4 separate regions of the Mus musculus genome follow, and all the other regions are linked to region 4. Evidence: chromatin loops called from intact Hi-C (ENCODE). Cell type or tissue: left cerebral cortex. All regions are shown on one strand. Each heading gives the region's core, and the rest is flanking DNA. Links, peaks and the distances in the headings are about the cores only.

Region 1 (6,381 bases), core at 477-5,476, 290 kb before region 4:
TTTTATCCTTACACGATCACACTTAAATGTAGATCTAGTTTTATGTTTGTCCTACTTAAAGTGGTTTGAATATGGGCAAGTAGTCAAAGAACACATTGGCACCTCAAACCCCAGTTCATGTGCAGCATCAGTGAAGACAGGGATTGCCAGACCTTTGCAAGGAACAGCATAATGGGAGTCATCGACAGTTTAATGAGATTAGGGAAAATGAAGCAGATACAGCTAGAAACACAGGACTCATTGTAGAAACAATGAGACTCAGACAGAAATAATAGAGCAGAGACTTTCTGTAGTTGGAGAGCAGAAATGAAGACAGCATCCTCACCTACCTGGGCCAGGTAGGGTCCACCATTCCTACTGAGAGGGGCTGCCAAATGCTTAAAGACCTTCTTATAGTAGGGCTACTGCATAACTACAAAAGGGTTTCTAGCACCTTAAGGTTATCTATGTAGGAAGGCTTTTTAAATGAACTACCTGATATTTGCTTAATATCAACATTATGATGTTAGGAACCTATCAGTGGCTTTGAGATGCAAAGAATAACCATCATTCTAAGTATTTGCTTATTAGTAGATCATGATAAAAAGCATATGCATTTAATAAAATGAATTTCTCCAAGTACCTGGACAGTGCAGACTCCAACAAGACCCTTAAAACTCCTTTGTGATTTCATTATGAAAAAATATCTCTAGAAGTTTTCAACAATGCTTTAAATATGATCAGGTATAGGCAGAAGAAACACAAAATAGCTCAATGGTAAATAAGGTATTATAGTTGGAATAAAACTTATTACCATAATACAAGGAGCATGAATTAAAATGTCTTTTTTCATGCCTCGTGGAAGACTCACCCTCATGTTTATTCTTATTGATAATTTTGACACTATTATAATTCTTGTTTCTATTCTTATTCTTACATTAACAATAGATCCTTTCCAGAATATTTTTTTGAGGTATAGTTAAGCTACACCATACACACTACTTTGTTTCCATCTTAAACTTGTGATAACCTAATCAGACTCAGCTGGAAATCAATGTCCTTCTAAACTCACCAATCTGGAAGGCCTGGGCATGGCTGTGATGGAATACCAGACAGAAAAACTTAAGAAAGAAGGGTTTAATTGTCTCCCAAGAGGCTTCATCCAGCACTGGATGGAAACATATGTAGAGACCCACAGCCAAACATTAGGCAGAGCTCAGGGAGTGGTGTGGAAGAGTAGGGGATAGGACTGAGCTGGAGAGGTTAAAGACACCTTCAGAAAACCTATAGAGTCAACTAACCTGGTCCTATAGGGGCTCACAGGGACTGAACCACCAACCAAAGGGCATGTAAAGGCTGGAGCTACACATTTGTAGCACATGTTCAGCTTGGTTTTCATGTGGGTCCTCTAACAATTGGAGTGGGGACTGTCTCTGACTCTGTTGCCTGCCACTGGGCCTCTTCTCCTAGCAGGAATGCCTGGTTGGGTATCAGCTGGACAGGATGCACTTAGTCCTACTGAAACTTGATGTTCCAGGGCAGGTGGGTACCTAAGGGGGGAATTCTTCTCTGAGAAGAAGCAGGCATAATGGGAGGAGGGATTTGTGAGGGTGGAACTGGGAGGAGAGGCACTACTGGGATGTAAAGAAATGAATAAGTTAATGGAGAACAGAAGGAAGTATTTACTTATTTTGTTTCATGATTTCAGGTCTCAGTCCATCCATGATTGTGCAGGCATGACAGTTGACAACATCTTGATCCATGCTGACAGGAGTATGTGAAGTTGGCTTTTTCATTACAGCAGACTGGGAAATGGACAAAGTCGGTGGAAAGCAGGTATCACCTTCATAGGTTCACGCCTACTGACTTTCTTCTACTATCCAGGCTCCATCTGCTACAGTGTGCACAGTTTCCAGAAAAGCGCCAGACAAGCTGTGGATCAGGCATTCAACATATGAGCCAATGGGAGAGCAGTATGGATTCCCGGCATAATAACTACCGTCTGAATGGTTGCCCAGGATAACAACTGAATGTTGGGAAAATTTGAAGTTGCCCTTTTTGGGTCAGAGGTAAAGCTGGGGAATGCGATTGAAAGTTATGAATTCCAATAGATTGTTCTGGGTGGTGTTGGTGGTATAGTGGTGAGTGTAACAGTCTTCCAAAGAGATGTTTCCAGTTTATATTTCTACCTTCTAGTTTTCCTTAGGTATAAGTTCTCATTTTCCTAAGACCTTCCATCATATTGAAAATTTATTCATAGCTTAATGTATATTAAAATATATCAAGTTCTTACTCCAAAGGCTCATAAATCCATACACACTCCATGCTCGCCCGCCATCATTATCAAGTCCCAAGTTACAGTGTGACAAAGGAGTATTTCAGTGGGCTGGCTTGAGTTTTCCTTGCTTTTGAAGGGAAACCTGAGTTCAGCGGTCTTGACAGAAACATTTCTGCCCCGTTGTTCTTGTAGTTGGTGCTCCACTGACTTTCTGTAGACAGACATTCATATCGATATGGGAAGGTTTCGCTTATGGCCCTAAATGAAACCATCACTTCATTTCCTGAATGTAGGTCAATCAGTCTTCCTGATTTCTATAAGAATTTTGGCATGCTTCCAGAAGAAATTCATCATGGAAAGGAAATGTACAAACGGCTCGTTTCTCTTGCCCCTAACTAGAAGTTTCTGACAATGACCTGAAAGAAGAGGAAGGGCATTTGTCTCTTTGTCAAGTTGTCGAGGAAACATCGCAGATCCTCTGGGAGTGAGGGCAGAGTTGGGAACTCAGAAGATTGGCCAGCCATGTCCTCTATCTGATTCCACTGACCAGTTGCTGCTGACAGCTTCCGGTGCCAGCAGAGGCCAGCCATGTCCTCTGCCCAGTTCCGCTGACCAGTTGCTGCTGACAGCTTCCGGTGCCAGCAGAGCCAGTTTTCTGTCTTGGGTATATCAAAATGTCACACTTTCTCCAATTCTGACAGTCAGTCCACAGTTTGCCCTAAATGTTTCCATTTTAGGCCTGCAAGTTAATAGGAGCATAGCTTGCTACATGCAAAACACATTTGGACTAATAAAAAATGGATGAGACCACCTGGCTGAATTTCTCTTCATCTAGACCTTGGGCTCAGTTTCTGCCCCATTTATTCAAGGTTGGGGCTGAATCCTCCTTGCCAAGTATAACAAGTGTGATCATTTCTGGTTTTTTTTTTTTTGTGTGTGCACATTTTTCACTTCAGTCCAAGTGGACACTCATCGAAGCAAATGTAAACCCTAATGTTTAAAGACTGCGTCCTATTCACGCATTCTGCCGGTAGGTGGCAGTAGTACAACACACAAAAAGTTAACGTGCTAAGTGGCGTCAAGAGAATGATGATGGGGATGAAGATGATGGTGATGATGACGACCACAACGTCTATGACAAAGGACCAATCATTCATCCTTAGAAGGCACTGTTTACATTCTAAGTTTTGTGATGTTTTCTCAGTATTGTTATTATTACTACTTACAATATACCTGAAATGGGAGATGAAAAGTTTGGTCCTTTGTTTATTTATTTATTTGTCTGTATTTTGGGTGGGAATAATCAAAATCAAAGCTGTGAGAGACTCACCCAACTAGCTCAGAAAATGATTGCCAGAATCAGCCCTGAAATTTTGGTCTGGAGATCCATCCAACCCCAACCTTTTATTCACTTGCATGTCTTTCCACGGAACACCACATTTTCTTGCATGTACGTTAGAACTTAAATTTACCAATGAGTTATAACTGGCCATCAAGATAAAGGAAGGAGGCCGAGTAAGCCATGCATTTATAGGGTTAAAATAGAAAGCAATTATTCCCGAAAAAGGGGGAGAAAAATGTTGTTTTAGGTTACCGTGTATGAGCTCCTTCTGTGTCCAGAAAACCTAGTGTGGTGAACACTGGGCTCTTGTAACTTCAGAGTCTCCTCCGTCGCATGTCACTTTGGACATGTGGATACCCCCTAAAGGAGGAGCCCTCAGACCACCTGAAACAACAGGAAATGGCCTAGTGCAGGGGCTGGACTTAGGCTGGTCCTTAGCTTCCCACAGTGGAGGAGAGGAGCTGTGTATAGGGAAGGGGGCCGCCATAAGAATAGGAACATTTCTCTCCAGTGGACTCTGCAGTGAGAAACCATCAGGGGCTAAGCAGGGCCCCGAGGATGGATGGGAGGTCTGTAGGTGGCTCAAGTAACGCATCGCACTCAGTGATCAGGCGCCTGTGCTTAAGGGCATTAGGATTAGAAAAAAAGTTATCACTACTTTTTCTTTTATTCTCCATATTGCTCTTGAAGCAGACTGAGTCACGAGAAGAATTCTACTTCCCTGGTTTTTTTTTTTGTTTGTTTGTTTTTTTGTTTTGTTTTTGGAAGAAGTTTGCAGTTTACTCACGCTTGTCAAGGCAACTGTAGTGCAAGCTAGAATAGAACCTTTCCTTAAAGTACTTGAGAGATGTCACCTGGGCAAATGGGACTGAAGGAGTTAAACTGTAGAGACCGAGGTGTCACCAGTGAATTAGGACATTTCATTAGGTAGCAGGGGCACAGGGCAGAGAAGACACAGTCTCTCTCTCCATTGGCGGGAGGTGGGATGGGGAGGGTAATAGATTTAAAAAACATTATTTTTACCCATTGTTGGGTAAAAATAATGACATGCAAAGTCTGGCTTTTGAGCAATTTTTAGCCTTGTCTTCTTGGCAAAGGGTGATGAACTCTGAATGCTCCCCGGCACTGGGTACTCTGATGATAAGGGAACAATGAGGACCCAGGCAGCAGGGGAAGACTTGCATCAGAGGCACAGCAGAGACATCACCGCCTGAGATCTGAAAACAAAGAGTTCTCTCAGATCGTGTGGGGAACGAGAGATGGGGGCTAAATGCTGAGGACCATGGTGTGGCTTCATTGCTGCCTTGGAAAAGAGATCACAAATTCTATGGAAAAATGTCATACAACTAAACAGTCATTATTACGTACATTTTAAGTCTCCTGCCTCGCCTCTACTTATCCTCTTATTGATATTCAGTTTCTAAAAATGTAGCAGACAAAACAATGGGTTTCAATATGATTTTTCATATATGTAGATCATTAGACTTGATGCTTTGTATTAAAATTTAAGAAAACAATTTTGTGTATATATATATATATATATATATGTATATATATATGTATATATGTATGAGTGTTTGCATACATGTATGTGTATCCACCACGTTCAGTAAGTAGTGCCTGCAGAGGTCAGAATAAAAATGGTAGATACCCTGGGTCTGGAGTTACAGACAGCTACGAGGCATCATGTGGGCTCTGGGAACCAAACCAGGGTCTTCTGCAAGACTAGTAAAGTTTTTGACTGCCAAGCTGTCTCTCTAGTTCCTTTTTTTCCCCTTTCCTGCTGTGTAGCTCAAGTACTAAGTCAAGTACATAGTCAAGTTCTAAGAGTACAGGACTATGCTAATTATGTATGCCTGCTGCCTCTTCTTAGCAGACCTGGAGGAGAGAGAGAACTACTTGGCAGTAGCATACAGGTATTGAGCCTTTTGTATCCACTTTCCCACTGCTTGTATTATTCAATGCATACCGACTGAGAACCCACCATGGGCCTGGAACTCTGTTACTGGTACTATCAAAGCCTCTCATATAAAACTCACAGTCCGTGGTGTTGTGGATCTGATGGCAGAAATGGGCACCGACTAAGCCAACATATAGGAATGTATATGTAATGAAAGCTATTAGTGGCACAGGCAGGTGACTGGGAAATGGATGAAGAATGGGGCAGGAGGATAAGCAGCCTGAAGACCAAGAATGTGGGCCTAGGGCACAAGGAGAATGGCTTTCTTTTCCATGGCTTTTCCTGGGGTGCAGTGAGTAAATGTCTACTTGCTCCAAAGAGGGGATAAAGGAATGATCCATCAAAGTCTAGCTTTATGAGCCAATGAGTTCAGCTGGGATTATTGATAGGTTTATGGGCAAATTAGGGACAGCTATACCACTGAAGACAAATCTTTCATCTCTAGAAATGGTTAGCTAGTTGTGGGTCCCTGGGGAGGTGTGCACCTCATGATATGTCTCATGAGCCTCCATCTTCCTGATAGGATATCTGGTGGTTGAGAGCTTGTGGTGCTCACTCTTGTTTACTACGATTTCGAGCTGGCAAAGGCCATGCCATACCTTGAAGATGGAGTGCCACAACAGATAGGACTTTGCTAGTAGCTCTCAGCTTAAGCGAAAGTCAACTCATTTTTCACTCTGTGTATAGGCATGTGAGTGGGGGGGCCATTCTCCTTGATTTCCTTCTGTCTTGTTTTGGGATAGGGTTTCTCACTGAACCTGGAGATGGCCAGTTTGCTAGATTAGCTTTGGATCTTCTTGTCTCTAGCACTTCCAGTGTTGG
Region 2 (6,381 bases), core at 789-5,788, 430 kb before region 4:
CGGAGATCTGTGAGGACCAGGCAGTGCCGAGAAAACCACTCTGTCTGCACTGGGAACCCAGTCAGTTCCTCACTTATTTGTCTAGTTTTACTTAAGATTCCTTTGTACAAGGGATTGGATTAGGAGATCTAGAAGCCGAGCCACAGGGATGGAGTGACCTTTACCCATGCAGGGTATAGCCAAGCAAACTCCACAGGTTCTGGGCAGTAAGTTGGGTGGTCGTCAGAAAGTATTTGCAGATTTGGAGCTTCTCGTGTGTTTTATTTTGAATACTAAGGGAACACCGGGCTGGCTGTCCACTTTGGCTATTTTCTTTAAAAGGAATATTTTAGGCTGGATCTTTCTTTCTTTCTTTCTTTCTTTCTTTCTTTCTTTCTTTCTTTCTTTCTTTCTTTCTCCCTCTCCCTCTCCCTCTCCCTCTCCCTCTCCCTCTCCCTCTCCCTCTCCTTCTCCTTCTCCTTCTCCTTCTTCTTTTCCTTACAAGAGGAATCAGTATGTGTTAAAGATTGCTTGCAGCCAGTGGGACTTCTAGGTTCACCTTAACACAAAACTGCTTGGATAGGCCTGGAGTATGAGGGAATCTCATGACTTGGGAGTATATGTGACATGCCAGAGGCCAGATGTCCGGAGTGTACTGTCACATCCCGCCACTCACTTGCCCTCATGTATAGGTCTTAAGGGAATCCTCAGCTCCCAGGAGAGCCACAAGGGATAACTTCAGAGAAGCCTCAGAGGACCCACAAGCCACAGAGGAGTGGCTTTCCTTCAGCCGTACTTGCTGATAGTTGTTTTGGAAAATACTGTGCTGTTGCCCATCCGCAGCGTTCTGAAGAGAAGAGCCTTGATGTCAGACTCCAAGGGCGCTGCGGGGATCAGCTGTGGCTGTGGGGTGGCTCTTCTGTCCAGGCTCCCTCTCACAGTCTCTGTAGGGCTTAACTCAACACTGGGCCCACAGCTGAATCCACCCCGTCTCCACTCTTCTGCCTCAGGAAAGCAGTGTGCATTTGTACTGTGACCTCTTTTAGTTCAGAGAGAAAGGCATTAGTGCTCCCCTAGGACTGAGAACATCCCTCGAGGGCAGCTGCCTGAGGGGGAACACGAAACTGGGACATAGACTTTCCTTTCTTTAAAAGTCCAGCCCAAAGCCTCATTCAGTCTTTGTGGAGTAAATATAAACTTGAAATCACAGAAGGAAGACTGAAGGTTTAGAACCAGCTAGGGCCTGTTTCAAATTGATTGTCTGACCTCAGAAGAGGAAAAGAGCAGAGAAGCAGTTTTCCTGTCAGAGTATCTCCTATCGGAGCTGCAAAGGGCCCCAGTGATTATTTGGCTCCTTGGTGTTGAGCAAACAGGAAGTTAGTAACTTGGATTCCTTGCTGTCGACTCAGTAACATATTCAAATATTTTCATCCTGAAAATGAATAGAACACCTCTCACTTTGCTTAGCTTTTCCACTCTGCATTCAGGTTTCCAGGACATGTGACTGCTCATTATGCTAGGAGCCACACAGTGGCTCTGGGGTCTTTACACTTTCATCCCAGGTTTTACCATGGGCTCCTGACCTTTGAAGCAGGGTCCTTTGACAGTTAAAGAGATTTCCAAATGCGGACAATTCTGACCTGGCTGCTTTGATGAATAAAGTTAACAGACACAACTCATAGACTCTCCCTTCCTGCTTTGAAAAGCTAGTCCATGATATTCCAACTGTCATGTAATTTAAATAGGCTAGGATGTTAATAAATGAGGTCTGTCTTCCAAATGCCACACAGCAGAGAGACCGAGGGTGGTCATCCCGTTTCGGCCCTCAGGGAAGTGGTGGACAGAGTCAGCAGAGCTGACTTCGAGGTTTTAGAAAGAGACCCCCATCTGTTCAGACCTCACTGTGACTTGAATACTTTTGGGCACACAGTGGGCTCCTGATAAATGCTTGTTGCATAGTGTGTGCCTTTCTTGTCAGATAGAGGGTTTGCCAGAAGCCTTTATACAATAAGCTAAAGAAAGCAGTAGTGTGGGAAGCCACATGTGTCGTTTCAGAGTGGCACTGGCTACTGCTGGCCACCACGCATAAGTTTGGACAAACAACCAATGTGTACATATGCTGTAAAGTTTTTTGCAAAGACACTGCCTGGCCCGGGCATGATAATGAGGCTTTGGGAGTATAACCAATCAGATGTGAGACATGCAAATGAGGTATGATAATGAGGCTCTGTGAGGTACAGAGAGAGAGAGAGTAGCCAATCAGATGAGGAACATGCAAATGAGGCTTAGTGCATAACCAATCCGGGTGTGAGACACGCCTCTCCTAGGCCTATATAAGCAGCACCAGTTCTGGACTCGGGGTCTCTTTGCCTCTGCAATCAAGCTCTCCCAATAAACGTGTGCAGAAGGATCCTGTTGCAGCCGGACTGCTGACCAGTCCAGCGCGCGCAAGACGGTAGGCTAAGTCAGAAGCTATTCCTGAGTGAGCATGATGTGTGCGCTATTGAGCGAGGGCTCTATTCAGCCGTCACTGTGGCAAAACGCCTGAAACAATCAACTTAAACGTAAGAAAGGTTTCTTTTGCTTCATGGTTTTGGAGGACACCATTTTATCTCATGACAGTTGGGAAACAAAGAAAGGGATGAGAAGGGGCTAAGGTTTCAATATGTCCTTCTAGGGCAAATGGAGCCATCTTTCAAGAATGTGGTTCCAGTCCCCCAACTTCCTACAGCTATGTCCCTCTTCTCAAAGTTCTACCACTTATGAATAGCATCCCAGGCTAGCACAAACCTTTATTTGATACATAGGTCTTCAGGGGGCATTTCAGATTCAAAGGACAGCAGTGACTAGTCACCGTGGGTGAGACACCAGAGAAACAGCTTAGAGGAAATCACAGTTTGCTATAATGGGAGATGTACATGCTTGGGCTTGAGATGTGCCTGGACTTCAATGTCAGCTCTTCCACTTGCTCTCTTTGGAGATGAACAAGCTAACTTCCTGTTCTTTCATCCATAACACATTAATAGAATTTCGCAAATATGACCTATAATGGTTAAGTGGAGTAAGAAACATTTTTTAGATATTATAGACACCCAGAGTGCTGCCTATTTTATTGCCATCAATTCTAATGATTACTGGTAAAGACCTACACAGGTTTTTAAAAAAAAAAAAAAAAAAAAAAAAAAAAAAAAAAAAAAAAAGAGCGCTTCAGATGATGCTACACCTCATATTGCCACGAGGGGGCAGCATGAGCTCACTGTTTGAATTAACTTTCTACACAGATGGCTCACAGTGTTCAACATAACACAGCTCTCCTTGGGTAGTATGAGTTTAACATATTTAGAGGCTTAAGCAGCTTAGTCTAATATTTTAAAAATGGCAGATTCTAACCTCCAGGCTTCCATTCAGCTGGGTATCGATGGGAGCAACCTATTAAACATTCACCATCCCAGATGTTGAAAATATTACCGAAACGAGAACTCAGCTGGATTTGATTGTTTTCAGTCTTAAACATTAATCCAGGTTATCTAAAAACATGAGGCTGTCTTTGGGCACGGAGACTTTCATGTAGAGTTGGCCAAGATGTTAAACTTAGGCCTCTCGGTAGCGAGGGTGAGTTCATCTAAATTCTAAACCTTGCTTAGCTCCGCAGGAAACATGGTGGTAAGGAGAGGATGCGCATGGGCTTCCTTTTGTAGGTTCTTGGGATGCTGTGTTAGAAAAAAGAGGCGGAGGGAGAGGAAGACAGAAATGGGAGGTTTGAGGGAGGCAGAGGATAAAACGGTAAGGTATGAGCTTTGTCAGATTTCTAACTGAAAAGCAGCAGAGAATAAAGCAGAAGTGTTTCCAGGCAACAGAGTAGGATCTGCTTATGTTTGCTTGAGGCGCGCTGACCTCCAACCCCTTTAAGTCCCTTCACTGGAGAGTCCCAGCCCTACCCCGTGGTTGACGGACAGGGCTCTGTTAATATCTCCCGCTGGGGAACACTTATATCTGGGCTTCTAAACCTTCATGCTACGACACACAGGTATGTTACTGAGAACTTTAAGGAGTCTGTCAGAGGCAATTTTCTTTTACTATGAATCTCGGCTAGAAATGAGCAAGGTTATAGCTTGCTTTATCGTCCCGCGAGTCATGCTAACTTAATTTTGCCCCTTTACTGTGCTAGAAAGGCAGAAAATCGTCTGGATCGATGTGCACTTCTTGTTCTGGAGATGGTGGTGGGGCCAGGGTGATGTAAGGGTGTCAGTATGTGTCCAGGAAGGTCCTTTAAATTCATGACATTATCTGACCGCACAGGCATCTCTGGGGATGCCTGCTATTCGTTTAGCCCCTGGTTGCAGCTTATTTAGCTTGCAGAAGGGAAAGCCATTCTCTTACAGTTTGAAACTCATTAGCCCCTTGCTCTGCCTCCTGGCCCTGGATGAGGGGGTGGGTGCGGTTCATGAATCATTCCTTTATACCGGAGTTCAGCGAAATCTATGAGTCATGTATGCCTACGAACATTCTGTCCCAGAAACGCCAGGCAGCCACCATCTCTTTGCGTCTTACGGTCTCTTAGGTGCTTCCCAAGAAAAGAACATCACTCTTGCTTTCACATATCTAACAGCTGCCTGGGGGTGCGAGGCCTCCTTGGGGTCAGTCCAGTGAATCCTTAGGTCAGCAACCTTGCTCCACACTCTCTCTGCTTCCCAGAATTCTCGCTCTTTTTGTGCACAATTTGTCCGTAAAAACCTGCCCCTCAAATTCTCTCCATTGCACCTAAATGCCTCACCTTTTGGAAGTAACAAAATCCCGAACGACTTTTCCAGGCTGTTTGCTGCTCTCCCTGCTGTGTCTCTCTGCTTCCCTACAAAACAGCCTGGGCTTCGGGCTGGATGAGGGAAGAGCAGGAGGAGGGGGAGAGCAAGCACAAGAACAATAAAAGTTCCTATTGTAGCCATGCTCCCCTGCCACACCTATAATAAAACACCCGTGATTTATCTTTTTTATGAATTGGAGTGGTTTCAAGGTGAGCCTCGAGAGACAACTTCCATCTTCCTCTTCTTTTGATAACAGCAAAGAACAAAATGAAAATATTGATTAAAATTTATTTATTAACCTAGAGGAAAGATTTGAGACAACCTAAATAAATGTAACAAAAATCCCACAAAATTTAAAGCAATGGAATAAAAACTGATATCCATAAAAGGACAAAGAAAATTTGAGCATAGAAACATTGGCTGCCAGCAGAGTCTGGTGTAGGCTGGTATCATTGCCTGCTTTGGATGTTAAGGTGGAGGATTCTCAATTAAAATCTATCCAGGGGAACTAACTGAGACCCTGTTCAAATATATATTCATATATATATTTAAAATCTATCTAAGATATAATATATATGTATGTACACACATATATGTATATACATATATATACCCCATACATAACATATATAAATATCACATTGGGGACATAGCACAGTGGGAGAGCACTTGCTGGCTTGTCAGCATATGTGAGGTGTCTTAGTTTGGGTTTTACTGGTGTGAATAGAGACCATGACCAAGGCAACTCTTATAAAGAACAACATTTAATTGGGGATGGCTTCCAGGTTCAGAGGTCCAGTCGATTATCATCTAGGCAGGAACATGGCAGCATCCAGGTAGGCATGACACTGGAAAAGCTGAGAGTTCTCCATCTTCCAGAGGAAGCTAGAGAAAATATGGGCGTTCTTCAGAATGTTACATCTAGAACTACCAGATGAGCTCACAAATCCACTCTAGATATCTACCCAAAAGAACTGGAGAGAGGCCACTGCAGGGTTAGTCACAACAGCCAAGTTGTGGAAACAACCCCAGCGCCCACCGTGAGTGGGTAAAGAAAACATGACATAGACAAACAACGAATTATGTTGTGCTGTGTTCATCAGCAAAGACTAATCTGGAGGAAATAAGCCATCCACCGAAGGATGCACATGCTGACGTCAAGTATGCGCGCGAGGCATGAAAAATAGTCAAGTGTGTGGATGTGGCGAACACAGAGAGAACCACCAGGGGCAGGAGGGAGAGGGGAAGTGGGCGTGGCTATCCTAGGAGCATAAGGTTTCAGTGATGGGAGGGGGTTAATCTTGAGATCTGGGTCACAATGCATTACCCGGAGGTAGTGCACACCACGTACGGCGAGTTTCAAAGGACAGACCATATGTTAAGTGTTTCTAACCTAATAGAGAAAAGAACAAAAGCTTCAAGGGATGCTGCAGTTCTAAGAACTTCTCGGAGGGAACTACAAGCACACAAAACCTCTTCAGGTGTGAACTGCAGTGGGAACACAGTCTTGCTAAATACAGCCGGTGAGCACCGATTCCGTCAGAGTGAACAGTGAGCTCTGAGCTGCTATGGGGATAATGTTTGATGAACAGAATGAGAC
Region 3 (6,381 bases), core at 530-5,529, 1.2 Mb after region 4:
AACGTACTTTCTACATCATCCATTCCCACAGCTGGCATTTTAAAATTATGCTATAAGCAATAGTAACTTCGGTTGGGAATAATTTATCTTTTAACTTTAAAAGAAAGTGCTTTTAAAATCCTCAGAAGCTTGAATTTTGACCTCTTCCTCTTATTAAGTCATCAGGTTCAGCCAGACACAGGGTAGGGCATTTTAGAGGACACCTGGCAAAAGAATTCATGGTTCTCAAGTCTAAAATGGAAAAGAAAAATACCACATGTGTCTATAGAAATGACATTTTAAATGATCTCTGTTAAGGCTTATTTTAGAAATGGGATAAAAGATAGAAAACAAACCTCACACTTAGATTATTCCAAAGGTGGATAAGAAATACCTGCTTTAATTAAATGAAATAAAAGTTCAAAATACTAAGGTAAATTAAAAAAAAAAAAACAATGCACTGCAAACTTTGGCCTGATACTCCCACAGAAGAGCTATGCATCTATATGTGTTATATCTGAGTGTGTGTGTCTATGTAAGTACATGTAATCCTATAGTTGTATGTACTTGTATGATGCATGATTGTTTCCTGTGTGTATGGAAATGCACACATTTTTCCTTATCTACTTGAAAAATTTGAATTTGTTGGAACTAAACCAATTATATATAGATGCTCAGTAGTTCTTAAAGTTCTTTTGAAATACTTAAGTGAGTGAAACTTTTTATTTTCCTTGCTTTACAGCCAAGAGACTTGGCTATCTTATACAATTTTAGATGGGAAAATCATGTTGATGTTAGTTCCAAATTCAGTAGACTGTCATACATAGCTTAATTGCCAATCCCTATCATATATATAATGCATATCCATATTCAATTATATATTTATAATATATACTATATGTTACTTGGTGTAATTATGGACACAGTCTCCATGTAGTTTGTAGGAAACTAATAAAACAAATTTTAAAATAATACAATACATTTTTAATTAGGAGAAAATTAAATATCTCCCATTGTTTTACTGAAATCAATATCCTTAGCATTAAAGTTCTCTCCCATCATGTCTCATGGCTAAACAACAACAGTTGGAGTCAGTACTGAGAGCTATAACACTTTGGCCTATAAAGTGGTCTTCTAGCATTAGTGCTCTGATAAATTTTGGTGCTTGATTTCCTTTGGCTACAGTGGATAACACAAAAGAGAAGTTTCTGTCCCTGTGTTTGCTTATTCTAAGAAAAACTCCCACGTGTATTTAAAAGATCCCTTCAAATGTCCTCATCAGTGGGACTATCTTGCTATCCATAATATTGTCTGGCCTTTCCCCAAGGACTTTTTCTACTCATTATGGGCCTTATATGTGACATTCTGCTGCTATCCCATTCTTGCTGTTGAGAGTCACAGCGACTGTAAGCATTTGAATGATGATAATGTAGTCCCACAGGTGACTTCAGTTTCTATAGCGCCTCTTGTTCTTTCTATTTTATTGACAGTTTTGAGTCCTTATCACCAGACATAACTATTCTCTCTTCATGCTTTGAAGTGCTTACATAGCAAAAAGTCTCCTTTTCTGAAGACATTTGCCTACATGTTGCTTACTACTATACTGTCAAATGACTTCTGAAATATGTGTTAGCTCTCTTACTCTTCCACAGCTCTGTAGTGTAGGTATTTTCATAATCTGAATATAAGAACCTGGATAAGAAGCATAGGTAAATATGGTCACACACCAGAAATATCAACCGTAGGACAGGGATCCTGAGTGCAGGATGCTGAAACTTGAAAACCTTTTCCTACTCTCCTCCTGTTCATTGGGAAAGCATCTTGAGTCAGGAGTGGCATCAGAGTCTACCCCCGAATCTAAGGAATGAAACCAGTTATACAGAGATATCCTCCAGTCAACTGATCGCGTATATGGAATCTATAAATGTAGGATGACCTTCAAGCATTAAAGACAGATGCGATGTAAGCCTTTTTCATGTTTATGTATTTACAATATCATTTCATGTGCAAGAGAAAAAAAATAAGTTCTAGTGCCAAGATTCATGCTTTCCATACCCCATGTTCCATATGCATTGTTACGTATTCACCCTCTACATACAAAATGTTATCAAATATACCTTCTGTGATGTATTTGGAAGAAGAAAACTGAACTAAGCTTTTCATGGACATGATAATGTGAAATATGCTCTGCTGAATCACCTTTCTTCTCCCAAGTGAGCTGCATATGCTTATATGAGAAGAGCCAGCAGGAATGACAATGTGATTGGGACATTCAAATTCTAATACTTACAGTACTGAAAGCTAAAGTAGCTTGCCTCACATTTTCCCATTGTTCGCATGGGCACAGGCGGATAGCTAGAAAGTCCTTGGCTCTATATGCTTTTGGCATCAGAAAAATCAATGGTCTTGACATCTTTGTATTTCAAATAATTCAAAATCATAGTATGTAGCATACACCTTCCTTGTGATACAGAAACACACACACACACACACACACACACACGAATGTGTGGAATATAAAAATAACATTGCAAATATTGTGCATTTGTATTGCTATACCTAAATTGTTACGCTAGAGGGCAGTGTAGCTATGATCTTTTCCCTGTGTCAGGTATTCATCAAATTTTCTGATACTTTCATAGAAGAAAGCATATATTAATTTGAGATAAACAGCATGCATTTGTTTGGAAAGCACTCAGTTTGTACGTACTTGATTCTTAATATATCTGAATTTCTTAGAACCTTGATACGTATAGAGAAAAGAATTTAATTCTTTTTTTTTTTTTTTTTTTTTTTTTTTGGCATGAGTGGAGAAAACAAATAGAAGCCAAATTCTTTCCTTTGCTGTGATTCCTTCAGGCAAAAAACCAGAAATAATGTGGATCCATTAGCAAGCTTGGATGAATAAGTATTCCTTTACATTTTAATGAAAATAGCTTACACGATGAAGAGAAAGATTCCTATCTTGTTTGATTCTTGTTTGAAATGGAAAAGAAAAATATAATGAATTCATATTAATTTAAGAGAAGGCTTGTAGGTTTTTCTTTGAGGAACTTCTCAAAGACTGTGTTATTTGTTCTCTTATTGGGCACAGAATACTCCCATTAACTGAGCTGAGATAAAATACAAATCTCAGGTCACTTGATCAGATTTCCAAGAGAGAAAGAACAATTGAGTGGAGAGGAATCTGGCATGTCCTAGATTATTAATCCCACACTCCAAGCAAAGCCTAAAACTACATTTATAGACAGAATATCAGAAGCCGAATATGTGTTCACTTCTTGTGGTGATATGAGATATCTGATCTAGATTATAAACAGAACTGCCTTAGAGATGAATTATCTGATTTCAAACTCTCAGGGGTGAAAAAAGGTGTAATTAAAACATATAATTTCTGTTACTTTGTGCTCATTTAGTAGTTGCTGCCTCTGGTTTCAGGCCACGAGCCCTGGATGGTATGATCAAACAGATTTTACAATATCCAGTAGCAACGTGAGGTCATGGTATCAAATACACTGCTCTTTAGAAAGACCATATTGCCAAGTTGTTCTTTCTGCTTTTCATTTTGATTCATAAAAATCCCATAGACAAAAGTTGGATTTCAGACTCAGCAGAAGAAGAAACAAACGCATAACAGGTTGTGTTTCAGTTCAGTATCCTTGGATAACTCTGGAAAAGGTGGTTATCGCTATTGTTCATCTCTTCACCCCTTCCACAGAAGTTTTCTAAAAGGCAATTAAAGCTCTTCATGTGTGCCTCAGCTCACTGAACATTTTAAAACTTAGAAGTATGTGTCTCTAGCTGCATATGTATCAGAAGATGGCCTAGTCGGTCATCATTGGAAAGAGAGGCCCATTGGTCTTGCAAACTTTATATGCCTCAGTACAAGGGAATGTCAAGGCCAAGAAGTGGGAGTGGGTGGGTAGGGGGGTGGGGGGGCAGTTATGAGGGACTTTTGGGAAAGCATTGGAAATGTAAGTGAAGAAAATACCTAATAAAAATAGAATAGAAAAATAAAAAATAAAAAAGGAAAAAATGCTTTTTACTAAAAATAAACAAACAAACAAGAATGTCATTAAAATATAAAAAAGAAGTATGTGGTAGACATGTCTCTACAATAACAACAGTATAAATGGCTTTGCAAATGTCAAATACCTGGCAATTAGTGAAACAAGGTGTAAAGGTTCGATTCCTATTCAATGTTTAAGTGGTAGATAATTTTTTTTCCTTCAGCTATCTTTGGTGCAACTCTTTTTAAAAAGCAAATAAAATAATTTTAAAATGAGTATATATTTATAAATGCATATATATGAATGTATGTACATGTTGGATTTCACTTTTCTTGTTGCTATGAAAAAGAAATACTTGAGAAAGTATGGTAAAGAAGGCAGTGTATTTTTGCCTTACAGGTTAAGGGTATATTTCATCATGATGGGCCAAGTTCATCACAAGAGATCTAGCTTTAGCGGCATGAACATAAAGCCCCTGGTCATAGTGTGTCTTGCTAGAAAGGAACCTTAGAGCAGTGAATGGGTGTATTCAAATTACTTTGGTCCTTTCAGGTGAGTCTAAGACCTCACCCAGTGGGCTACTGTTTCCCACTTCTTATGGAGGTCTTTTCTTCTTGGTCAAACTTTTCTAGAAATATCCTAGTAGATGCCTTGTGCATCTATAGAGATTCTGAATCAACTGAAAAGTAAATGTCACCTCAACACATACATTGAAGGGGAAAGAGAGAGAGAGAGAGACAGAGAGAGAGAGACAGAGAGACAGAGACAGAGAGACAGAGACAGAGAGACAGAGAGAGACAGAGAGAGACAGAGATAGAGACAGAGCACAAAGAATTAAACTTTAGGGATTTCAGTTTTGAACTTACTGCCCTGAACAACGTGTACTGAAGAACATGTACTCTCAGAGATTGGGCTTGAGGTTTACAGCCTTCACATCATATTTCTTGTACTTAGAAGTTGGATAACTTTATCTCTCAATAAGAATAACGTGCTTCTCACATAGTATGTTTAAGGCTTATACAGTTAACAGATTTAGTTCAGAATCAGAAGCTGAGGTATAGCACATTTCTAAACACCCACAGACTCAAATGTGTTTGTTGCCTTGAACTAAATTTCACGGATGTATTTGATTTTACTTCAGCAAATGGTGAAATAGGACAAAAAATATCACCAAAAAACCTACAAACACACACACACACACACACACACACACACACACACATTCCATGTGTGTGTTTGGACTTTCACACATCAAGGTATACTTGTAAAGTCATTGGACAATATGTGGGAGTAAGTAATCTGTTCCATCATGTATGTTCCAGGGACTGAACTCAGTTTGTCATATGACACATTGACACATCTCACCTATGACTATATGACAAAATATTTATGAATTCTTGGTGATAGAGAGAAATATAAGTGAATAGATAATGTTGACTGAGGGCATATATATTCAAGACTAATCAAAGGTTGTATTGTGATAACTACAGAAAGTCATTATCAGAGATGAGCAAAACCAAGAGAAAGGCAGTGATGATGAAGAGGATGTGTGTGTAGCCATAACATAATTCCATGATCAATGTCTGAGAGCTCCAGAGGGGAAGATGAAACATGATAGTGGAGAACTTGTCAGATACTACATTGGCCTATTCCTATTCTTTTTTTTCCCCAATTTTTTATTACTTTCTTCATTTATGTTTCAAATGCTATCCTGAGAGTCCCTATACCCTCCCCCCTGCCCTGCTCCCCTACACACCCACTCCCACTTTATGACCCTGGTGTTCCCCTGTACTGGGGCATATAAAGATTGCAAGACCAAGGGGCCTCTCTTCCCAGTGATGGCCGACTAGGCCATCTTCTGTTACATATGCAGCTAGAGACACGAGCTCTGGGGGAACTGGCTAGTTCATATTTTTGTTCCACCTATAGTGTTGCAGACCCCTTTAGCTCCTTAGGTACTTTCTCTAGCTCCTCAATTGGGGGCCCTGTGATACATCCAATAGCTGACTATTAGCATCTACTTCTGTATTTGCTAGGTACTGGCATAGCCTCACCAGAGACAGCTATATCAGGGTCCTTTCAGCAAAATCTCGCTGGCGTATGCAATGGTGTCTATACTTGGCAACTGAGGCTTTTCCTAACCTCGGGCAACTCCATCAGCAATACAACTTTTGGTCACTTTTCTCCTTTGTCATTTTCCAGAATAAACCTCAATTGAATCATGACAGAGCATACAAATCCTACTTGAGTGAAATTACACAAAACTTAGGACAAGATCTCTTTAAAATGATGACAAAGAACTTATTTTAACTTAGAAGAGACTAAAAGTCACCTGACAATTGGAACGTATGATGCTGGATTTGAAACTCCGACAGAACAATGGCACATGAAG
Region 4 (6,381 bases), core at 892-5,891:
ACTGCTCTTTCGAAGGTCCTGAGTTCAAATCCCAGTAACCACGTGGTAGCGCACAACCATCTGTAATGAGATCTGTAATGAGATCTGATGTCCTCGTCTGGGGTGTCTGAAGACAACTACAGTGTACTTAGATTATATAGTTAGATTATATATAATAAAGAAATATTTAAACCAGAGTGAGACCATAGCAAGCGGAGCCCACCAGAGCAAGCAGAGGTCCTGAATTCAAATTCCCAGCAACCACATAATGGCTCACAACCATCAGTACAGCTACAGTGTACTCATATACATAAAAATAAATGAATGAATAAATAAATTAATAAATCTTAAAAAAATGAAAATTAGTGTTTACCTTCTATGTCTATGGATGTCTATCTACATATATTAGGCAAGATGGAGCTTAGATGCTTTATATTTCTGGTAACTTACTTATGAGGCTGCTTATTTTTTTCTAGCTAAATATTTATAATTTATTTTTATCTCATATTTTGATTTAAAGAGTTCTAATTATTTCATGTACAATTTTCATTAGAAAATGAAAAATATTGGACCGAAGTGTTCTCTCTAGAGAAAATAGTGATCTTTTGAAGATTTTCATTTTCATAGTATGGAGAACATTCTAGTGATGACGTAAAATATTCCAAAAGTCTTGCTATATTCTATTTAAAATGGCAGTTTAAAATATTTGAATTTTATGGGCAAATATTCCGATTTATGAAATTTAGAAATAAATTTATGAAGCACATTAGTATGAAGTGATGTAATGAGGCACACAAAAAATGGACCCAAATGTAAACAGAAATATAACTTGTGGTGTGTTTTACAAATTTTGTATAGTCTCCGCATTGAGAAGGCCACAGAAATGAATGTATACAATAGGGATGGAACCCTCACAGACATAATAAAAACATTTTTTGACCATTAGAAGGTCAAGGAATAATGAGCCACAGCACACCATTTAGTACTTTATACTATGGTCATAACGAGTTACTACCTCATAAGTCCTAATGCAAAGGTACTATTTGCCGAATGCAGAAATAATTCCAGAAAGAATTCTTCCTTGGATATTTTCAAAGTAATGTCCATTCTGCTGGCTTCAGTTCACCAGTAGTACCACCAATATTAACTTTGGAATGAGTGGCAGGATAATGATTTCCACCTTGTAAAGACAGGTCTGCACATGGCAGGACATTAGGGACCAAAGCTGTCCATCTACAGCATATATTATTGGATAGCTATTTGACCCAATTTACATCCACATAGCTAGGACTTTATGGTCTGAGGACCATTGAACTCTAAGACGTGTGGAATGTGTCCCAATTACCACAACACCTGTGCAGAATTGGATGGCTTTGCTTCAATGTGCCATCTTGCAGTGCTCAATAACCTGCCATGGGACATTCCCCACTGGTGGTTTGAGGATCTACTGGATGAACAGCCAGTAACTAAACCTAACCTGGGAGGTACAGGGTCAGGCATAACAATGCCCTTAGTGCTTGCGAATATCTTCTGGACTGAGTCTTCTTTTTATCACCTGTGACTTGAGAACCAATTTCTGACAAAGTGAGGTGCCCACTGGGGTATTTGTTTTTTCATATATATATGAACCCTACTGTGTTGCTTTGGCTGGGGTCAAACTCATTCCAAGGAGCATTTATGATGGGAAAAATAAAAGGTAAAAAGAAAAATATCAATGATTTTCTCATTGCACTGTGACTTTACTGGGTTACCTCTGTTCATCTACAGTGCATCAAGACCTTCTAGGAGACATCTTAGCTACTCGGACTTCTACTCCTGCTTCATCTAACCCTGCTCTGCTTTTCTCTTAAACATCACGGATTAGGTCAGTTTCACTTTGAAAAAGAATTATAGTTTGAAAAGCAAGGAGGAACCTGGGAAATCACGACTGGACAGAAGTTTCTCGAGGAGACCTTCTCTTGTGAGCCTTATTCCCTTGAGGCAGAGTGTCTCTTTGTTTCTGCAGGACTTGGGGTTAGTGTGTGGCCAGTGAGCCTCGCTCTTTCCTATCTCCGTGTCTCAGTGCTGTTGTAACAGAGGGTCCCTGAACATGTCTAGACCTTTAGATGTAGGCTGGGGTATGCACTTACATCATCATGCTTGCAGTTAGCTTTATTACCCACCACATCACCTCCTCTACTCCTTCACCCTCTTTTTAAGTAAATCTCTCTTATTCCAAATATCCTCTGCTTCTATAATAACAACTCGCTCTTGAAGGTCACTACAAATTGGACCCTTGTTTTAAATGACCTGCACCTGGCCAGTTTAGTTGTTCCTTAAAACAACTCCTTTGGCATATTTTCTAGTCTCTACTTCCCAGACAAGTAGATAAGGGAATAAAGGAAGAGTTTGAAAGCAGGGGTTTGAACTCTAGCAGTCGATGTCCAGAAACTATCCTTTATTCGGTCTTGGTTCACACTCCTCAATGACTGACATGATGTATCCAGTCCCCTGCTAGTGGTGTGCTTTTGAGCAGTGCCATAGTCTTTAATTTAAAGGGAACCCTTAGGAGTTAGACTTGCTATGGATTTTGGAATAAAATTGTGCGATCGCTTGACTGACCACTTTGCACAAGTGTTGTTTTTATCCTCAGATTCCTGGAAACGTGTTGAGATGCATTTCTAGTGAACTGAAAAATATAGCATGGCCACTGTTGCAAATTGTTGTAAGAGTGGTGGTAGTATGCGCGCTGTGAAGCTCCTAAAGCCCTTGCACGCTCACATATGTCACATGCTGAAACTTACTAGTCGATATTCCTTCTTTCTCTACTGTTCTCTTCCTTCCAGGAAGAAGTCTTCAGTTTTCCCTGCATCTGCTCAAATCAAAGAACAACTATGTGTGAGCAAATCTGAGCATATTCTTTTAGTATCTTTACAGGCATTAATTTATTCAGACCCTTATGTATTCACTTTCTGTCTTTCAGAATTTTGCGATAAGGCAATTGGGCTGTAACTGAGTCTTTTCTACTATTCTTCTATAAAAACCAGTGCTGAAATATGTAGACCTATATACCTGACTTACTCTTTATCATTTACGTTCATCCTTCCTGGAGGACCAAACATTGAATTTATAATATTTAAGGGTCGCTCATTGCCATAGTGTCATTATTCTGGGTAGTTTTGTTCTTAAGTGCCACAACTATGGAATTATTAGTCATTGTCATGTGATGGGAACAGCTGGTCTTTATTAAAAGCTCATGTGCGTTTGCAAGAAATGCTAAGCACATACCGCATTTAATCTTCATGCCAGCATATCAGCGAGTTTATGGATAGCTGTATGATGCTATGAAGAAATGTCATGGTTTCATATTCTACATTTGGGGAAAGTGGTTTTAAAAAGTCTGCTAGAAATTTCAGGCAGCAAGAGGAGTTAGGAGTAATCTTAGCAATCTATGTAATCAAACCGCCACGATATTCCTCCTCCGTTTGAGCTTCTGGAGAATGACATGTGCATGTAGATGAGTTCAGACACTTGTCCAGGGAATGAAAAAGAGAGAAAAAAAATCTTTCCATGGGTTGCACAAGAGGGTCGCTATTAAACATTCTCTAGCACAAAATACTTAAGGCTCTGTGACTCGGCGTAGAAATTCATTTCTGCCGGAATTGGATTTTCTTACAGAATAAGCCCCCTCCCCCATTTTTTCCAATTCTCTCCTTTTCAGAAGCGTCCGATTGTCTTGCAAGACGTACCAGTAGATGGCAGCAAAAGCCCGCCCTAGACCCCAGAAGGAGTGACTGAGTGGCAGGAGGAAGCACAAGATGGCTTTTAAAGTATCATCAAGCCACCTCCTTACCTGACACGTGGGAGGGGCTGATTTTTCAGGTCACACACGTTGTCTTATTACTTTAGAAAATAATCATGTAGAAAGGCTTTTCCGTTGTGTTTGTTGCTACATTTGTGCAGGAAGGAGACTGTCAAGCCGAAATCAAACTAATAGCAGGAAAAAAAAATGCCGACCCAGGAGAAGTGCAGATAATTTCCATTAAGAATGTTACTCATGGGTTTTCAAAGAAATTTTTTTCATCACCAAATCTGATCAGTGAAGCATTCTTCTTCATAAATTATTTATCAGAATCTTGTCTCTCTCTTATCCTTCCCCACTATCGAAAAGAACAAAACCCAACTTCGGGTGAATTCTTCTTTAAGGACATGTGGGTAACATTTCTTTCCACCTTCCTGTGTCAGTAATGAAACACAATTGTGTCAAAAACCCAAATACAACAAGAGATGCTTTTACTTTACATGAGAATCTTTTTCACAAAGACCATCACCCTTGACATCTAACGTTTTTCTGTTAGTATTTATTTGATCTTCACATATTGCTGGCTCATTTATCTGGGCCACTGTGCTTTGTACTTCAACTGAATTGGTTCTGAAATCTGAATGCGAGGCTTCTTCAGTATGTGTGCCATGTTGAAAAGCAAAACGCATCTCAGAGTGTTTGTTTCAGTGCATCTTAAATAGAGATGAAAGTATTTTACAGGGCTGTTGTGAGAGTTATATACAAGAGATAATGGATCCAGTGAAACTGTCAGCTTGGTACTGAACAAAAGTTCACTGTGGCTTTAGACCACACATGAGAACACAATGGCTAAGATTCCTTCTAGTTTTCTGGGTCTGAGAGTCTATTCGTGAGTTCCTCCTTACTCAACCATAGACAGACAGACATCCATCCTGGAAAAGGAGAAAGCTGCAAGATACTGAGAAGAAAATGATCTAAAGGATGAGAGATTGGCTCACAGGGAGTAGTGTTTCTTTTATGACTATTAAACGCCACTGCATTATTCATCTCTGTCAGGAGTTCATTATGCATCAATGAGACAAAAAGAAAAAAAAAAGAAGAAAAATGATATTGTTAGAGAGGAGAAAAAAAATCAAAACACAGTTTCTGAAAGGATGTCATCACCATTATCTATGCTTGATCTAAAGAAGAATAGCCAAGATTGATCAGGGCCTGGTGGCATAGGCCTGCAATCACAGATATGCAAGAGGCCAAGGCAGGAAGAGGGCAAGTTTAAAGCCAGAATGGATTACACAGTAAGCTCAAGGGCGGTCTATGTAAGTTCATGAGGCCCGGCTTCACAATAGAAAGTATAAAAGGTACTAGGACTAGATCTCGATAGAGAAGTGCTTACTTGTCATGTATGAAGCCCATGTTTAACTAATCTTAAAAAGAAATTATCCGGGACTTGAAAACAGAATTGATGATCTTTGAGAGCCAATTCCATTCTGTATTGACTTGTTTTATGTATATTTAAAAATGTTTGTTATGTGTTTGAAATGAAATCCTACATTAGAAAATAATTCTTCTTCACATGGACAGTCTGGCAACGTAGGTTAACTGCTTTGGAATGCTCTGAGCATTTGAGGCTCTGCGTTTGTGGCCATAGAGGGTCATGAACGTGGCTGTGCTATATGGTTATAACCTACGGGAGTCAGAGTGCTCAGGCCCATTTTGCAGAAGATGAAATGGAGACACTTAGCTAAGGGCTAGCTAACTCGGCAGATGGGGATGAGATATCAGAGTTCTGTGAGTCCTCCACCACTCCTGCTACTCTGCTCTTATAGCTTCTAAAATAAGCAAATATATAACTATGAAGGTGAGTGAGTAATCTGCAGTCTCCCTTGCTACCCTCGGCCCGCAATTGGCAGTGCCTAGTCAAGGGTAGTTGTGGTCTTTCTTGTTTAAAGAAAGCTCATCTTTGCTTACCCACCAGTGAATGTTTATAGGAAACGCAATATGTGATATCTTGCAGAGGAGGACACAGAATGCTTTTGTAAAACAAAGACCTTGAAGTTAAGAAAGGCTGTCCTCGTCTGATGCACGTAGGGAATACACAGAAAATTGCATAGGATCTGAACATAAAGGGTAATGAAGCCAACTTGGAGCTAAATGTTGTTTGATATCTAGCCAGTTCAGCCGCCTGCAAGAGTCTCGTCATTGTAAATGGAAATGGAAATGATGAGAGAAATATATGTATATATGTGTGTGTATGTGTGTGTGTGTGTGTATTCATATATACATAAACACATAATTTAGCTTTAGATGGAACAATTACCATGTGTTCTTGCATAGAAGGCATAGCATGGCATAGGTTAGCTACTACAATTATTACCATGTAGTCCTTGCTTCTGTGTCTGCAAGAAATCTGTAGCTTTTGCCAATGGTTGAAAGTCAGGTTGGTATTAGATATTCAACTTAATATATTTTAATGTGAACAACAACAAAATTTCTGAAATTCAGAAAAAGTCTCTAAAAATATGCTCCCCTGGAAAGGGGAATACTTCCTTCATCTTTATCTTGGCCTTAAGCTTGAAGCACATCCATGGGACACAGGTACTGTAAGTTGCTATCTTATTTTA

The links. A loop is a pair of places that touch in the nucleus more often than their neighbours do. Peaks named below come from ENCODE experiments on the same cell type or tissue, not always from the same donor. Only the 100,000 strongest peaks of a DNase experiment are listed, where the experiment ranks them.
Region 1: it touches region 4 in a loop (5-fold over the local background); 6 of 42 quality-filtered maps call a loop at or near these places.
Region 2: it touches region 4 in a loop (9-fold over the local background); 3 of 42 quality-filtered maps call a loop at or near these places.
Region 3: it touches region 4 in a loop (2.8-fold over the local background); 2 of 42 quality-filtered maps call a loop at or near these places.

The regions. Positions count from the first base shown.
Region 1 is chr12:92,010,140-92,016,520 of GRCm38, forward strand. It overlaps Gm40548 (a long non-coding RNA gene), which reads left to right. Exons shown (of 4, transcript XR_872912.1): 2 at 1,453-1,752; 3 at 1,864-2,048; 4 at 2,450-3,503. Among named protein-coding and RNA genes, the nearest start is that of Gm40548, 12 kb to the left of the region's middle. In left cerebral cortex, for the core only: a CTCF peak has its summit at 3,288 (motif pointing right); DNase peaks (open chromatin) are centred at 1,890 and 3,296.
Region 2 is chr12:91,874,590-91,880,970 of GRCm38, forward strand. No RefSeq gene overlaps it. Among named protein-coding and RNA genes, the nearest start is that of Sel1l, 29 kb to the left of the region's middle. In left cerebral cortex, for the core only: a CTCF peak has its summit at 3,224 (motif pointing right); DNase peaks (open chromatin) are centred at 3,261, 4,069 and 4,459; H3K4me3 peaks cover 445 bases; H3K27ac peaks cover 1,790 bases.
Region 3 is chr12:93,547,504-93,553,884 of GRCm38, forward strand. No RefSeq gene overlaps it. Among named protein-coding and RNA genes, the nearest start is that of 4930559C10Rik, 110 kb to the left of the region's middle. In left cerebral cortex, for the core only: a CTCF peak has its summit at 2,555; DNase peaks (open chromatin) are centred at 2,458 and 5,040.
Region 4 is chr12:92,299,667-92,306,047 of GRCm38, forward strand. No RefSeq gene overlaps it. Among named protein-coding and RNA genes, the nearest start is that of Gm40548, 300 kb to the left of the region's middle. In left cerebral cortex, for the core only: a CTCF peak has its summit at 3,695 (motif pointing right); DNase peaks (open chromatin) are centred at 3,472 and 3,698; H3K4me3 peaks cover 664 bases; H3K27ac peaks cover 580 bases.